2 separate regions of the Homo sapiens genome follow, and region 2 is linked to region 1. The links are chromatin contacts, found by Hi-C in ENCODE. All regions are on one chromosome and are shown on one strand. Each heading gives the region's core, a stretch centred on a gene start or an enhancer-like site at or near the end of the contact. The rest is flanking DNA. Distances are from core to core; before and after follow the strand shown.

The links. A loop is a pair of places that touch in the nucleus more often than their neighbours do. Pooled maps may share reads with other maps.
Region 2: a map with no recorded cell type shows a loop between it and region 1 (4-fold over the local background). The contact joins the promoter of LINC03112 here to the enhancer-like site in region 1. A Hi-C loop is called at or near these places in 1 of 168 maps with a recorded cell type or tissue (OCI-LY7), 23 of 37 single-sample maps with no recorded cell type and 6 of 50 pooled maps.

Annotation. Positions count from the first base shown.
Region 1 is chrX:2,177,549-2,180,950 of GRCh38, forward strand. No RefSeq gene overlaps it. Among named protein-coding and RNA genes, the nearest start is that of DHRSX, 320 kb to the right of the region's middle. Within about 2 kb of position 1,508, at least 3 of the 41 ENCODE cell types and tissues checked have a DNase peak (open chromatin) inside an H3K27ac peak, as active enhancers do; they include OCI-LY7, where a contact is called at or near this core.
Region 2 is chrX:2,607,598-2,610,758 of GRCh38, forward strand. LINC03112 (long intergenic non-protein coding RNA 3112) reads right to left here and starts at 1,570. Exons shown (of 2, transcript XR_001755779.3): 1 at 1,509-1,570. MIR6089 (microRNA 6089) reads left to right here and starts at 1,594; the gene lies at 1,594-1,657. It also overlaps the pseudogene CD99P1. RefSeq lists an enhancer at 941-1,465.

The DNA of each region.
Region 1 (3,402 bases), core at 258-2,757:
TCCGAAGCTGCCTTCTGGCGCAGACATCCTACACTGCTGGATTCCTCCTCCATCTTTTGCTCCTCAGTTATCCGATGTGGAGGGAATCCCTCCCTCTCAAGTCATTGCCACCTTCTGTCCACGTTACCAAATGAGGTCACTGGTCCTCATCTGTGGGTTCCTTCATGCAGCGTTGCACGCCTCCACAAGCACGTTGCCGTTTCGAGAACTCTGGCTAGTGATGTCACATCGTTGATGAGAGGCCACGTGGTCCTTCAGGTGGAAGCTGTGAATGAACATCCTCCCAGCCTGGATGTGGAGAAACAGGAACGCTTTTACACTGTTGGTGGGAGTGTTAACTAGTTCAACCATTGTGGAAGACAGTGTGGCGATTCCTCAAGGACGTTGAACCAGAAAGACCATTTGACCCAGCCATCCCATTACTGGGTATATACCCAAAGGATTATAAATCATGCTGCTATAAAGACACATGCACACGTATGTTTATTGTGGCACTGTTCACAATAGCAAAGACTTTGGAACCAACCCAAATGCCCATCAATGGTAGACTGGATAAAGAAAATGTGGCACATACACAGCATGGAATTCTATGCAGCCATAAAAAAGGATGAGTTCATGTCCTTTGCAGGGACATGGATGAAGGTGGAAACCATCCTTCTCCAGAAACCAACACAGGAAGAGAAAACCAAACACTGCATGTTCTCACTTATAAGTGGGAGTTGAACAATGAGAACACATGGACACAGGGAGGGGAACATCACACACTAGGGCCTGCCGGGGAGGTGGGAGGCTAGGGGAGGGAGAGCATTAGGACAAATACCTAATGTAGATGATGGGTTGATGGGTGCAGCAAACCACCATGGCACGTGCATACCTACGTAACAAACCTGCACGTTCTGCACACGTACCCCAGAACTTAAAGTAGAATTAAAAGAAAAAAAAAAGAAAACAAGAAAAGAAAATCATCCCAACCTGATACGGTATCAGGTTGCGCTGGTCATTTTATCATGTATCTCACTGGGATCTGAACTCATGCCAAGCTGGCTACAAGCCCCTCTGTGTGTAAGACACTCCCTGCAGCTTCAGGGAGGTCAGAAGCTACACACACACACACACACACACACACACACACACACACACACACACATCCTGTATAGCTCCATCATCAAATGCCTGGAGGCTCCAGAAATGCGTGATGCCCCCAGGGTGGTCGAAAGACTCAGCCACGGGGCTCCAATTTCTGTTCCCTCCCCTAAGCAACCAACTTCCCTTTTTTTTTTTTTTGAGATGGAGTCTCTCTCTGTCACCAGGCTGGAGTGCAGCGGCACGATCTCAGCTCACTGCAACCTTCGTCTTCTGGGTTCAAGCGATTCTCCTGCCTCAGCCTCCTGAGTAGCTAGGACTACAGGCACCTGCCACCCCGCCTGGCTAATTTTTGTATTTTTAGTAGAAACAGGGTTTCACCATGTTGGCCAGGATGGTCTCGATCTCCTTGAAGGAAGAGAGAGACCCTCTCATATTGTTTTATATACTCAGCACCTGTTTTAAGAAGAAACAACAAGGAAGTAAAACCAAAGACAGGCAGCCCGGCGCCAGGCCTGAAACCAGGCCTGGGGCTGCCGGCCCTAAACCCAGTAGTTAAAAATCAACTCATAACTTAGAAACCGATGTTATTCATAGATTCCAGACATCGTATAGAAGAACACTGTGAAACTCCCTGCCCGTTCTGTTTCTCTCTGACCACAGGTGCATGCAGCCCCTGTCACGTACCCCTTGCCTGCTCAAATCAATCATGACCCTTTCATGTAAAATCTTTAGTGTTGTGAGCCCTTAAAAGGGACAGAAATTGTGCATTCGGAGAGCTCAGATTTTAAGGCAGTAGCTTGCCAATGCTCCCAGCTGAATAAAGCCCTTCCTTCTGCAACTCGGTGTCTGAGAGGTTTTGTCTGCAGCTCGTCCTGCTACATCCTGACCTTGTGATCCACTCGCCTCGGCCTCCCAAAGTGCTGGGATTACAGGCGTAAGCCACCGCGCCCGGCCCTTCCCTCCTTTTTATCTGGTCTCTCTACTCTCAGCCGCACCCCAACAGTTTGCCTTTCCTTCCTCACTGTTCATGCCTCGTGTTACCCTCAATTCCCAGATGCTTAGATGCCCTGTCCAAACTGGGCAATGTCAGTCCGCTGCTCCAGCACCTCCGCCTCCTCCGGCTCCTGGAATGAAATTCAGCCCAAGGCCCTGACATGCAGGGGTGACTCTTGGATTCGGCCACAGTGCCCTCCCTCGCTCCTGGAATCGCTACGTCAGTTCTTGCCTCGGGGTCTTTGTGTGTGCTGTTCCCTCTGATTGGAATACTCTCCTCTCACTACCCCCATATCCGTGTGGCCCTCACCTTCTCATCAAGAGGGTCTTTGGCTTCAGGGTCAACCCTTCCCTCACCTTCTCTCACCACTCTCTAGAAGCTTCTCTCCGGTACCTTCCTTCAGCTTTCTTCTTGGCTCTCAACATTCTCTGGCTATATTCATGTCTGCGAGTATGCCTACGTCTAATTCCACATCCACACTCACATCTACCTGCATTTACACCTGTATCTATCATCTACCTGTCTATCCATTTATCTATTTACCTACGTATCTGCCTATCTAGCTATGCATTATCTATCTATCCATCTATTTCTCTATCATCTATCTACATAGCTATCTATCCATGATCTCTCTATGCATCATCTATGTATCTATCGATCTATCGTCTATCTGCCTATTATCATCTATATATCTCTCCATCATCTATCTATGCATCATCTATTATCTATCACCTATCATCTATGTAGCCCATCTATCCTTTATCTGTCTGCCTATCTATATCTATCTGCCTATCGTCATCTACGTATCTATCTATCTATGCATCATCTCTCCATTATCTGTCTATCCATCTTATCATCTATGTAGCTCATCTATCATCTGTCTGCCTGCCTATCTACCTATATCTGTCTGCCCATCTACCTATATCTATCATCTGTCTATCTATATCTATCATGTCTGCCTATCTATATCTATCCATCTATCATCTGTCTGCCTATCTATATCTATCTAATCTATCTCTATCTAGCTATCTATCATCTGTCTGCCTATCTATATCTATCATCTATCTTTTATCTGTCTGTCTGCCTCTATCTATCTATCTATCTATCTATCTATCTATCGATCGGTCTGTTTGCCTATCTAAATCTACTTATCTATCATCTGTCTGCCTATCTATATCTATCTATCATCTATCTATCTATCTTTTATCTGTCTGCCTATCTCTATGTATCTATCTATCTATCTATCATCGGTCTGTCTATCTAAATCTACTTATCTATCTATCATCTGCCTATCTATCATGTCTGCCTATCTATATCTATCA
Region 2 (3,161 bases), core at 320-2,819, 430 kb after region 1:
TAAGTTGGGCTCAGACCTTGGTAATGAAAACCAGAAATAAAAGTGATTTAAAGAAAGCTGATAGAAACCTAACTTTAGCAAATGGTAAGATAAAAATGTACTCCTTTGTCCTGTAAAAGAAGTTGGGAATGTGAGTCGGGCTGGCACAGCCGTCCTGCTGTATCATCAGCCACCCTGATACCTTTGCTCAACGTGTTCTGCCATGCTTAGAATACAACTTCTGGCCGGGTGCGGTGGCTCATGCCTGTAATCCCAGCACTTTGGGAGGCCGAGGTGGGCGGATCATGAGGTCAGGAGTTCGAGACCAGCCTGGCCAACAAGGTGAAACCCTGTCTTTACTAAAAATACAAAAAGTAGCCTGGCATGGTGGTGCATGCCTGTAATCCCAGGTACTGGGGAGGCTGAGGCAGGAGAATCACTTGAACCCGGGAGGCGGAGGTTGCAGTGAGCCAAGATTGTGCCACTGCACTCCAGCCTGGGCCACAGAGCAAGACTCCATCTCAAAACAAACAAATAAACAAACAAACAACACACAGACAACTTCTATCCTGTAGGAGACTTCCTGCTTCGAACTGGCTGCTGGGACTCCAGCCATCACGTCATTATCCCAGGCAGGTTCAGGATGAAGCAAAGACCAAAAAAAAAAAAAAAAGAAAGAAAAAAGAAAAATGATTCTGCCTCCAGGAGTGGAGTGCATAGTTAGACTGCTGCATTCCTCAAACCCCTGAGGTGGGCCCCAGGGTGCGGGGCCAGCCCCTCTGGCCTTGCCTGTGTCTGATCCAGGGGCACAGGTGGCCTGGGGAGAGACGGAGTCACCCGCAGGCCTGAGACAGCACAAGACCAGTGTTACCGAAGGGCCCCTGACGCAGCCTGCTGGGGTGAGTCGCCAAGGACCAGGACTCAGCCAGGCGACCCAGATAGGGGTCTTACCCCCAACCCCAAACCACGACCACAAGTCCTCACTCCCAACCCTGTCTCTGAGCTTGCGGCAGAACGTCCTTGGTCCCGCGCAGAGCGGGTATCCGCAGTGTGTCTCAAAGCCCCCCACCCCCGCCATCTTTCACCACTGAGCGCCCCCAGCTCGGACGCTCCAGAAAGGACCAGGGGCCGTGGCTGCCTGTCAAGGCCTACGCCTTTCTAAGCAGGGAGGGGATTGCACTTTGCACCCCTTGGGGATCGCCCTGAGCGCCCCGTGAGCAGCTGGAAGGGGGCCCCATAGTTTTCCGAGCAGAGGAGCAGGAAGAGTTTCATTTCCTCCCCGTTGGGGCTGCCTGGGGGGGGTGCCTGTTAGGAACAGAGAGGGGACAGCAAGGGCGGGCGCGGAGAGGCCCACACCTCTCCAAGAAGGGCAGCGGTTTCTCTTGGCTCCAGGTAGGGGCCGCCCTGGGGCGTGCATTTAAGGGGCTGTAGAGAGGGAGGGACCCGCACTTTCCCGAGAATGTTGGGGGTTTCACTTTGCTCTAGTTGGCGGCATCCTGGCGACGGGCTTGTGGGCGGGGGGCACTCACAGTTTCCTGAGAAGGGAAGGAGGGCGTCCCGTGGTCCCCTCGGCGCGGCCCGAGCCACCTCCGCCCGCCCCCTCCTCTGTCCCCTCCCCGGGCCCGGCGTTCCCTCCCCTTCCGTGCGCCAGTGGAGGCCGGGGTGGGGCGGGGCGGGGCAGGCGCAGCCTGGGCTGAGTTTGCAGGGCTGCTCCCCTCACCCAACCCCTTCGAGTCCTCCGCGGGCTCCGCCCCACCCGGCCCGTGGGGGAGGTTCCGTCCCGCCGCCTTCGCCCGCGCGCTGCACTCGCGGACGATCTCTGCTCGCCTTGGGCGCGCCGTGGCGCGCGGGGCCGTGCTGGCGCTGCGGCTCCTCGGCCTGCTCCGCCGTCTGGTGGCCGCCCCGGTGAGCGAGCGGCGGGATCCGGGTGGGAGGACGCGGGGGGTGGCGCGGGCTGGGCCTGGGGATCCGCCTGGGGATGTGGGGTGCAGGGGCGGGGCGCCCCGCGGGGACACCCGGCCCCTCTTCCGTGCCCGGCGGGACGCGCTGTGCCCACGGGGACCCAGGTCCGGAGGAGGCGCCCACTTTCTCCCCAGCGCTCTTCCTGGGGCCAGGTGGGAGCCGTTTCAGAGGAAAAAGCCAGCGTTTCTTTCGTAAACCAAAAAGTATCTGGGACAAGTCCCAATCCTTTTGAGTTGATTCGGCGAAGATCAGGAAGGAGCCCGGGAGACGGGTCTATGCCTTTCTCCAAAGATACTATTGAGAGCTTCGGTATTTAAAGGGGGAAAGCACGCTGGAGGGGAAAGAAGGAGGAAGGCTCATTTTACCGAATTCACCTGTTGCAAAAGAAAAGCAGCAGGTAGAATAGTCAATTATGTATTTGTCTTGCGCTCACTAAATTGGCACTTTACTAAGATAAGGTCAACAGAGAGTTATTGCACTGTCTGCTTGGGAACAGAAGGAAAGACAGCTTCCTGCCTGACTCAGCTTCCAGCTTTATTATTATTATTATTAATTATTTTGGCAGAGTGAACTGGGGTTCCAAGTTTTAATTTTCCTTCTACAGTTTGCAGAATCGCAAACTCTTAAATTTAGGGGAACCTGGGGAAGAGGTGGCATCCGATTCCCCCCCAACCCTGGTGACGTTCTTATGGATCTTATGGATACTGCAGTCTCTCTTCTCTTTCTGTCTCTCCTCTCTTCTCTTTCCTTTCTCTCTCTCCTCTTCTCTCCCTCTTCCTCTCTCTCTCCTCTCCTCTCTCTCTCTTCTCTCCTGTTCCCTCTCTCTCTTCTCTCTCTTCTTTCTCTCGCTTTTCTCTCTCCTCACTCTCCTCTCTCCCTCTCTCTCCCCTCTTTCCTCTTTCTCTCGCCTCTCTCTCACCTCTCTCCTCTCTCCCCTTTTCTCTCTCTCCCCCTCTTCTCTCTCTCCCCCTCTTCTTTCTCTCCTTTTCTCTCTCGTCTCTCTCTCCTCTCCTCTCTCCTCTCTCTCTCCTCTCCTCTCTCTCCTCTTTTCTCTCTCCCATCTCTCTCTCTCCTGTCTCCTTCTCTCTTGTCTCTCGCCTTTCTCCTCTCTCTATCTCCTCACTCTCTCCTTCTCTCTCCTCTCTCTCTTGTCTCTCTCCCGCCTCTCTCATCTATCTCCTCTCTCTCTCCCCCCTCTCCTCCCTCTCCTCTTTCTCTCC